Linked DNA regions of Mus musculus: region 1 is linked to region 2. The links are chromatin contacts, found by Hi-C or POLR2A ChIA-PET in ENCODE. All regions are on one chromosome and are shown on one strand. The core of a region is the stretch at or near the end of the contact, and the rest is flanking DNA. Distances in the headings are between cores, read along the strand shown.

Region 1 (5,092 bases), core at 2,374-4,873, 57 kb after region 2:
CCTGAGTGTGCCCCCCTCACCTATGGGCTTTCCTGAGTGTGCCCCTCCCCTCACCTATGGGCTTTCCTGAGTGTGCCCTCTCACCTATGGGCTTTCCTGAGTGTGCCCCCCCCTCACCTATGGGCTCTTTCCTCTGCCACTATTTGCCTTTCTCCTTGAGACAGGTTCTAACTAGCTCCAGCTGGCCTATAACTCTCAATGTAGACTAAGTTGGTCTTGAATTCACAGAGAAAAGCCTGTCTCTGCCTCCCCAGTACTGGAATCTAAGGCATGAACCACCCATCAGACAGCTTGTTATATAGACATGGAATCTCCACCGTCATCCTGTCCACTGCTGCTCATGGCTGGGATCATAGGTGTGCACACCACACCTGTTCATGTGCCGGGGATGAAACCCAGGGCATCCCAGACAAGCACTGATCCCACAGACACATAAGCCAACCCTAGACTTTTTTTTTTTTAACAGTTTCCACGTAATATTCAGCCAACTCCTGTGTATAATTAGTGTTTCCAGGTTCTTGCAGTCCTGATAAACTCTGCAACACCAAGCCTACCAACCATAAACTCGTACATTTGGGACCTGGGACTACGTCATGTTCCTTAAACAATGGCTTGTCAGTTGATGCTATCTAGTTCCCTAAAGTTTCCCATTGGCTTACACAAATATTTTATTCCTCTATCTAATAAGGCCAACAAGTATGGGCTTTAATGCCCTGATTCCTTTTCTTCCTTTGTTTTTTTTGTTTTGTTTTGTTTTTGTTTTTAAAGATCAGGGTCTCCCTCTGTCATCTTCTTGCTCACAGCTTCGGTGCGACCCCTGTACCACCTCCTGTCAGCTGCTTTCCAGAGTGTACATTCCTGCTGCCTCCTTACTGGGCTTATTCAAGCACATGTGTGCCCAGAAGCATTAAATTATTACTGATTTAATAATTATTATTATTAATTGTTCCACCCGGGCAATTGGCGGCATGGCCAAAATCCTATGTTCAAGAGACTGGGGGAAGAGGACTGGGAGTTGCAGGCCCGCCTGGGATACACAGTAAGGGTCGTCCTATGCTAGACAGACTGTGTCTCAGGTAAACACAGCCCTCCTAAAAGGAAACAAATACAGAACAAATGCTGGGACCTGGCCATGAAAAGAAGCTCTGAGTTCTTGATACACTGGGTGTGGTGGCTCCTGCCTGTAAGAGTTAGAGGCAGAAGGATTGAAGTTTAAGACCATCCTTGGCTACACAGCCTTGAGTCAAGGCTCTGTGAAATGAGGCTCTGTCAAAGGTAAACACCACCATCTTCCCCCTTCCCCCAAATGTGCTTCCAGAACCTCCAGTTTTGCCTGCAAAGTAGTGTATTCTCCCATCTTGCGTTAGGGAGTGAATCTCCACATTGCACTTGGCAGTTAAAAGGATGTAGGATGTGGTAAAGCTGAAGTAACATGGAAACAGCTGCAATACTGGCTTCTGCCTTACAATGGCTTGGGTGGTGGGTGGATGGGGCACCTGGAGAGATGGTGGCCTAGATCCCCAGGACCCTCATAAAAAGTCAAGCATGGTGGTGAGCGTGTGCAGTTCCGGCTGCTGGCTAACCTTCTCAGCTGAACTGACCAGCTCTTGGCTGAGAAATCCTGTTTCAAAAACTAAGAGAAGTGACAAGGCCTAATGTCAAGCTGTGACCTCCGTATGCACATGCACAGGGCAGCATACCACAGCCACACAAATGAGAAAAAATGGAGGCTGGAGGAGTGGTTTAGAGTGCTGCTGTTGGAGGGGACTATAGTTTGGTTCTCAGCACCCATAATCAGATGACTGACAACTGCTCTTAACTTCCACTTCAAGGAATTCCATGTCCTCTTCTCATCTCATGTGCCTATATCACACCCAACATAAACACATAATTAAAATAAAGGGGCTGGAGTCGTGGTGGTTTAGCAGTTTAGAGCACTTGTTGCTCCTGTAGAGGAGGTGGGTTCAGTTCTGAGCACCCATATAGCAGCTTGTAACTGTACCTCCAGTTCTGAGAGGATCTGATGCCCTCTTTTGGTTTTCTTGGTCCTGCATGACTCTGGTGAACAAAATATTCCTGCAAGACCAAACACCATGCATGCAAAAGAAAAGTTTGGGGTTAGAGAGACAGCTCAGTGGTTAAGAACAGTTGTTGTTCCCAGCACCCACACATTTAAAATCTCATATAAAACCATCCAGAACTCCAGTTCTAGGGAATCTGATCCTTCCTGACTTCTGTGGGCACCGGGCACAGATCTGGTGCGCATAAAAATAAAATAAATCTTTAAAACTTTTTAACTGTTATTTTATGTAAATTAAAAAAATTGTACATGGATTTTTTTTTTTTTTGCCTGCATGTCGGTATGTGCATTATGTCTGTGTCTGTTTCTAGTGGAGGCCAGACGAGGGTGTCAGATTCCTGGAACTGGAATCACTGATGGTTGTGTGAGTTGTCATGCAGGTGCTGGGAACCAAATTTGAGTCGGCTCCCAAGGCAGCAAGTACTGAGCCATTGGTCTAGGAGAAAAAAAAAATTAAAGTAAAAATAAACCTACAGTTGTAGCCATCCGCAAAACACTTGCTTGGCTTAATGGAACTGTAGACTTGACCCTCTGTAACGTACAGAAATAAGCACGAGAGGGTGAGAACGCCTTTATGAGGCAGAAGTGTCGACTCATCTTTCACTGGCACTGGGATTCTTCCAGAGTTGGGATCTGCGATGCTTTCTGCTTTGTTTTGTTTTTTTGTTTTTTTGTTTTAGTTTTTTTGTTTTGTTTTGTTTTGTTTTGTTTTTCGAGACAGTGTTTCTCTGTATAGCCCTGGCTGTCATGGAACTCACTCTGTAGACCAGGCTGGCCTTGAACTCAGAAATCTGCCTGCCTCTGCCTCCCGAGTACTGGGATTAAAGGCACGCGACACCACGCCCGACTGCGATGCTTTCTAAAATATGGGTTTTCACTACAGCCTAAGAATTCAGGTGTAACAGCCACTGAACCTTACCACGGTGTGCTTCCCTGAGCACTGTGGCCTTTTGCTTAAAAAGAATATCACAAAGTGATAGCAAATGCCAGGAAGTTGGAAGAACTTTTATGACACAGTTGTCAGTGAGGATTGGGAAGGTAGTAGCGTGTATCCTAGCAGGAGGGAGGCTGAGACAGGAGGAACATCAAGAGTCTGTAGCCAGCATACAAAACTATAGAAACTATAGAAAAAGATTGCGGCTCTCTTTCCTCTTACTGGTTGGAGTAGAGAAGTGATATTTATATCAGCCAATGAGAAATTTTTACGGAATTAACTAGTGTCAAGTGACAATCCAGTGTTGAAGAATGGATCCCTTACACCCTTGGCAGGTTGACGTTTCTGCGACCAATAAGCCAACCCGAATCAACCTAGTGAGCTGAGGCCTCAGTGTCTTTTCCAGAGACCCCGCCTTCCCGGTCTGACAACCCGGTTTGACTTCTATTGGCTTTCACTTAAGAGTGACAGTTTTATTACCCAGTGAATTTGTGAGATTAGCCCTTCCTCGTGCCTTTTTTATTGGCTCACGTTCTTGAGTGGCAGTGCTTTGAACCAATTGGATATAGCAGTAGGGTTGCGGACTCCGCCCCGGAGGCCGGGAGGGTTGTTCGCTCGGGTCGGGTGTCGCCTGAGAACCGGATGAGGCGGCGACTCTGAGGCCGAGCCGGGAGCGGGCGTCGCGGCGAAGGGGAGACCGGGCGGGCCGGCAGAGCAGAGCAGGAGGAAGCAACGGCCACAGACACATCGGAACCGAGAGTCTTAGTCGGGGGATCCGCGCGGCGGAGGCGGACACCATGGGCAACCGCGGGATGGAAGAGCTCATCCCGCTGGTTAACAAGCTGCAGGACGCCTTCAGCTCCATCGGTCAGAGCTGCCACCTGGACCTGCCGCAGATCGCCGTGGTGGGCGGCCAGAGCGCCGGCAAAAGTTCGGTGCTCGAGAACTTCGTGGGCCGGTGAGCGAGCGCGCCGGCGGCGGTTCTGGGGCTCCGGCCGGGAGGGCGGGCGGCGGCCTAGGGCGCGGAGGGCGGGCGGGGAATGGCGGAACTGCGGCTCGCGGACGCCGCAGCACCGGTGGCAGTGGATAAGGTCTGGGGCAAGAGTCTCCATGGCTTTCCGCAGGGACTGGAGATGCAGATCCAAGTCTGGGACTAGTCGATGATAGTGGGCGGTGTTTGGGGCAAGACGGTCAGTGCCGACCCCTCTTGGTGCTTCTAGTTCCGGCTATGGCTGGGCAACTCTGACATCGCTTTACCTGTAGTCCGGGATAGATCCACTCCTCTTTCCTTCTGCTACCTGGAAATCTTAGTGTGTGTGCTAAGATGTTGAAGATAACACTTGCCACTTAGCCATCCATGGGGAATGACCCCTGGGGTCTGTCTGGCCAGTTATTTTCTGGAGCCTGCTCTCTTGCCTGGTTAGCTGGTTATCTGTTCTAGACAGGCTTCCTACCGGCACCATTTGGTTGTCCCATCTGTCCAAACTCACTCTGAAGTCCACCGTTGTCTGGCTAGCCATCTAAGGTGACCTCTCGTGTGCAAATGCCCATCTGTGCCCCTTATTTACGTGAGTTGGCCTCTGCCATCTGACTGGCTGAACTTTGGGAGCCTCCTGTTATCTGGTTCTCTTGGGCCGACTGGCTCTTTGAATCCATCCATTAGTCTGTTCTCCATTCCCACCCAGGCATCCCTGCCTGTCCATCCTCTCTGAGTGACAGAGGTTGGAGAACTTGGGAAGAAACATTCTTTAGGATTCTTTCTTGGGCTAGGATCCCCTAACCTAGAGCTTCCCAGTTGGAATGCTCTCTAGATAGCTCTGGGAGCCTCAGCTTGTTCCATCTGTCCAGTGGGCAAATTCCACTTGCAGCTGTTTGTAGGATCCAGGAAGTGAGTGAAGGAGGGATGTTGATTTACTCCTGTCCCCTCCCCCTCTGCCTCTCCCCGCAGCAGCACTTCTCCATTCCAGGAAGTGTTCCATGTATGATGCTGCAGTGTGTGCCTACCCAGTGTTAACATTTGCTTTGCTGTGGACATTATCATTGTGTGTGTGTGTGTGTGTGTGTGTGTGTGTCCAAGT
Region 2 (4,899 bases), core at 351-2,850:
CTCTTTACCTGGGTGTAGATAATCAGCCTGAGTTCATCCTTGGGATCTCACATAAAGACAAAAATAGAAATGTCTCTGACCTTCATACAGCGTGTGGCTACACACACACACACACACACGCGCGCGCGCGGAGAAAGAGACAGACAGACAAGACAGAGAGACAGACAGACATACAGACAGACACTGAGAAAGGCTGAAAGAAAAAATAGTTTACTAACGTCTGTCTGCAGGGGCTGGGGAGGCGCCTCAGAAGTAACTCCAGTTCTGGAAGATTCAACACTCTCTTCTGACTTTCAGTGGACCCTGGCACATATGTGATGCACAGACACAACCTGTTGCAGACATACACGCAGTCAAAACACTAAACACATTAAAAAAAGGAATTAAAAATCCATCTGAAAACCCTCAGGCAAACCGTATTAACCATGTCTACCACTTGGCGGCGCTGTTAGAACAGGTGTGTCATTTAGAGCGTATTCCAGATCAGAAGCACCTCAGGTCTCCTACAAATGGGTTCATTTAGAACTTTTTCCTCAAGTTCAGACTTTGGTGAGGTAGGTCTCTAAAACCTAGGAAGGAAGAAAAAAAGCCAGACACCAACTCTGATAGCAGCAATAAATCCCTATAGATGGACACCAGATATGAAGAGCTCCGGACCTGGGAGTTTGAGAGCTTTGTTCTGTTCATCCTTGCCTGGAATTTGCCTGTTTTGTGTGTGTGGTACGGGGGTCTGACCCACGGCCTCCTATGCTAAGGACTCTTTTTCTTTTTTTTTTTTTTCGAGACAGGGTTTCTCTGTGTAGCCCTAGCTGTCCTGGAACTCACTTTGTAGACCAGGCTGGCCTCGAACTCAGAAATCCTCCTGCCTCTGCCTCCCAAGTGCTAGGATTAAGGCCTGCGCTACGGCTGCCCGGCGCTAAGCACTCTTAACACAGGGGCAATCTATTAAACCCTCAGTTGCCTAGTGACATGGTCTTATTTGTAATCTAGCGATATCAAAGTGGAGGCAGAATCTTCGAGTTTAAAGCCAGTGTGGGTAAAATAGCAAAACTGTATCTCAAAAATACAAAAATGAGGAACGGTGAGATGGCTCAGCAGCCTGACAGCGTGAGTAGGAGCCCTGGACCAGTGTTGACAACCGCATGTGCCAGTCTTTCAATGCAGTGTGGATCAAGGTACGGAGACTGACTTCGAATCATGGCGCACGCGCACTCCCAGGAACGCACACGAACTGGAGTCGTCAGAAGGGCCCACCCCTGCTCCATTGCGTCACGTGATAACGGTCGCTCGGAAAAAACCGCCTTTGGAAAAAACAAACGAAATGGATGGGCTCCCGTCAGGTGATTCGGGTCTACCAATAGTGAAAACGAGTCAAGAAACAACAAGAAAGGCCTGTCACGTGATGGAAGCGAAGCCAACCACGGTCACGTGGCCGACCAAACCCGTGAGAGAACTGGCCCGACGTTGACGTCACGCCAACAGACCCAGTCGCTAAGTCAACGTCACGTGATGTGCCCTCCCCCGCCCCTTTCGTCTCACCCGCCTACTGGGGGTTGGGCCTAGGTGGATCGCCCACGTGATGCGGGGGCGGGCCGCTGCCAGTCACGTGGCCCTGCACCTCCCCGGCGCGCGCCCGCCCGCCCGCTCGCTCGCCCCCGGTCCCCGGCTCCTCCTCCTCCTTTTCTCGCCATTGCAGTTGGGACTGAAGCAGCCCCGGCGAAAACCGCGTGGCTTTTTTTTTTTTTTTTGAGGGGGGTTGTGAAGACTCCGGAAGGCTCGTGGCAGGAGGGCGGCGGCGCCTGAAGGCGAAGGACGGGAACACCGGCAAGGTAAGTGGCAATGTGGCGTCTCCCGCCTCCGCCCCTCCCCCCTCCCGTTCTCCCACTTGTCAGCGATGGCTGGGCCAAGAGGACGCTAGTGACAGGTCTGTTGCCATCCCGCCGACCCTCCCCTTCGCTCGGCTCTTCCATCTCTCAGCGTCTCGCTCCTTCCTCCTCCGGCCTCGCTCCCGCGCTTGGCCGTTACTCTTCCCCCATTGTGCCGAGGAAACAAAATGGCGGAGGCAGTGCCCCCGTGCGCGCGCATCCATTCTCCCCCCTTCGTGGCCCCCTCGGCCCAGGCCTGGGCGCTGCCCCCGGGGGGTGCGCACGCACTGTGGTACTCTCCCCTCTCCACGGGCCGCTTACTTTCCCCCAGCCCGAGCTTTTGTCTGTTGCTTTGGCCTCGCGCACGCGCGCACGTGTTGGAGCACACACCCCCTCATATCTAGAGCATCCCAGCCGGCGCAGAAGGGAAAATCTCCTTCCTTTACCCGCTTTACCTCTTTGTTCAGGTACATCCCTGGCTTCTAGGAGGATGCCAGGTTCATCCCAGTTCCTATGGCGGGAAACATGTCTTCTTTGTCCTGAACACGGTCCTGAACAGGGTCCCTGGAAAAGGAGACATGTAGGACTTCTTTCGTGGTTCTCCCTCAGGTTTCTGTGGGTGGGATACTCTGCTGGTTGATTATAGAGTTCTACCACTATTCTACGAGTGGTAGCTAGTGCAGTCACTCAGCCTGCGAAATGAAGTGTGAGGAACAGCAGCAAAGGAGAAAGGCCACTGCAGGTACCACTGCTCTTGTCCAGTAGAGCTGAGAGGTCTTTGACCCTTAGCTGACATGTTGTGGTAGCTCCTGGTTGCTGAGGTATGTGAATGGGATCTGCAGGCCCTAGTTTTGTTTTGTTTTTTTGATTTTTCGAGATAGAGTTTCTCTGTATAGCCCTGGCTGTCCTGGAACTCACTTTGTAGACCAGGCTGTCCTGGAACTCAGAAATCCGCCTGCCTCTGCCTCCCAAGCGCTGGGATTAAAGGCGTGCGCCACCACGCCCGGCAGACCCTAGATATTTTGGCTGTCTAGAAGTCTGCAGTCCAGATTGGAGGCTGGTGATTAGTGCCAGGCTGGCCTTGGCAAAGCTGGGCGCTGTATCAGTCTCTCTTTGCTGATTTGGACCAGCCTGGGATTCCCCTCCTACTGGAGCTGAAAAGGGCGTGACTGTTTTTAGTTTTTCTGATGTAGCTTAATGGTTACCTGTAGGCAGAAGTTCGTTTGGCTTTTTCTAATGTCGTCTCGTCTTCTAGGCTCATGTAACTGTGAATAATCTGTGTGCTGTTCTTTATTTTCCTCAACTTCTGGTCTTTGACTAACTGGCTAAAGGTTTGCTCCTGCCCCCCACCCCCCTCTTTTTTTGAAGTAGTGTCTCACTATGTAGGCCTTGAACTCCTTCTGCCACAACCTTCTCAGGGCTTGGATTATGTTTGTATGTCACTACACCCACAGCATCTTGCTCTATGGGCAAGGCGTCCTAGCATGGTCAGGACTTGGTACAGGAGGAAGGTATAGATGTGAGTTAGAAGAGGTGTTTTTTTTTTGTTTGTTTGTTTTTTTGTTTTTTTTTAGATTTATTTATTATATGTAAGTACACTGTAGCTGTCTTCAGACACTACTATCTGAAGAGGATGTCATGACAATCTCATTACGGATGGTTGTGAGCCACCATGTGGTTGCTGGGATTTGAACTCAGGACCTTTGGAAGAGCAGTCAGTTGCTCTCACCTGCTGAGCCATCTCACCAGCCCTGGAAGAGTCTTTTATTGCACAGGATCTCAGTGTGTAGCCTGAGTGCCTGAGTGGCCTCTTAACTTTTGGAGATCCTCTTGTCTCTGCTTCCTGAGTGCTGGGAACAAAGTTGCGAGTCACCACATCTTGCCAGAAGTTCTTTTTCTCCTTGCTCTCCTCCTCTCCAGATAGAGTCTCATTTTGAAGTCCTTACTGGCCCCAATGCGCCTTAATTTGAGTCAGGGATTGCAGGCTATGCTGGTATGCCTTTTCCTTTTTTTCTTTTTCTTTTTTCTCTTTTTTTCTTTTTTTTTTAAAGCTCATCCTTAACTTTTATTGGTTTAGGGGAGTGATTTTTTTTTTTTAATTTTTTTTATTTTTTGGTTTTTCGAGACAGGGTTTCTCTGTATAGCCCTGGCTGTCCTGGAACTCACTCTGTAGACCAGGCTGACCTCAAACTCAGAAATCCACCTGCCTCTGCCTCCCAAGTGCTGGGATTAAAGGCCTGTGCTACCACCACCCGGCTTAGGGGAGTGATTCTTAAGCTCAAGAAGTGTAGGTGTAGATACTTCTCTTAGCTGTGCAGGTACAGTTTATTGTAAGTGATACATTTAAGCCAGGATCAGCTACCTATTGTCAGTTCTTTGATTACCTTGATCCCTTCTGAAAGATGGGGAGCCTCACCATCAAGTATATCAATGTGTGTGTCCCATGAACTTGCAACTTTTTTTTCTTGAGACTCTGTGTAGACCAGGCTGGCCTCAAACTCAGAGATCCACCTCCCTTTTTCTCCTGACTGTTGGGATTAAAGGCATGCCACTCCTGGCCACTGTTTGTTTGTTTGTTTGTTTGTGGTTTTGGTTTTTGGTTTTTCCCTTTTAAAAGAGGGACAAATGTTGTAGTCCAGGTTAGCCTAGCTTCAGGATCCTGGTTTAGATTTCCCAGAGGTGGGGCTGCCATCCTGCAGGTGATTGAGCCGTCTAGTGCATTAGGACTTATTTTTCCTATGTTCTATAGAGTTGGTGCTTTTTCTTTGATTATAGTAAAGTTCTGGGAGAGAAAGATTTATTTACTATTTTCAGTGTTTTAGAATTAGAGCAAAAGCGGCTTGACTGAAGAGGGCTGTGGCTTTGGAGAAGGAACTAGATTTAAGTGTATTGCTGCAGCTGTGTCTGAAGCTCTAGTGCTTGCCTCCTCCCTGCTTCATTAGCAAGTGCTGAATAGGGAGGGAGGGAGGGAGAGCCTCATCTGTCCTAAACTTTCTAAGCATCTACGAGTTTGGGTATGTTAGGTCCTTGAGAT

What was found. A loop is a pair of places that touch in the nucleus more often than their neighbours do. ChIA-PET counts read pairs that join two places held with the same protein, here RNA polymerase II (POLR2A).
Region 1: a loop to region 2 is called in a map of T-helper 1 cell, with 2.1 times the contacts of the local background. The contact joins the promoter of Dnm2 here to the promoter of Ilf3 in region 2. A Hi-C loop is called at or near these places in 17 of 37 maps with a recorded cell type or tissue (CH12.LX, Patski, T-helper 1 cell and 7 more). POLR2A ChIA-PET finds 5 or more read pairs at or near these places in 3 of 5 experiments (Patski and embryonic stem cell).

Annotation. Positions count from the first base shown.
Region 1 is chr9:21,421,285-21,426,376 of GRCm38, forward strand. Dnm2 (dynamin 2) reads left to right here and starts at 3,624. Exons shown (of 21, transcript NM_001253893.1): 1 at 3,624-3,972. The coding sequence starts at 3,812.
Region 2 is chr9:21,366,271-21,371,169 of GRCm38, forward strand. It overlaps Ilf3 (interleukin enhancer binding factor 3), which reads left to right and starts at 1,601. Exons shown (of 20, transcript NM_001042707.2): 1 at 1,601-1,829. It overlaps Gm36198 (a long non-coding RNA gene), which reads right to left and starts at 4,614. Exons shown (of 3, transcript XR_870570.3): 1 at 2,321-4,614; 2 at 219-1,301.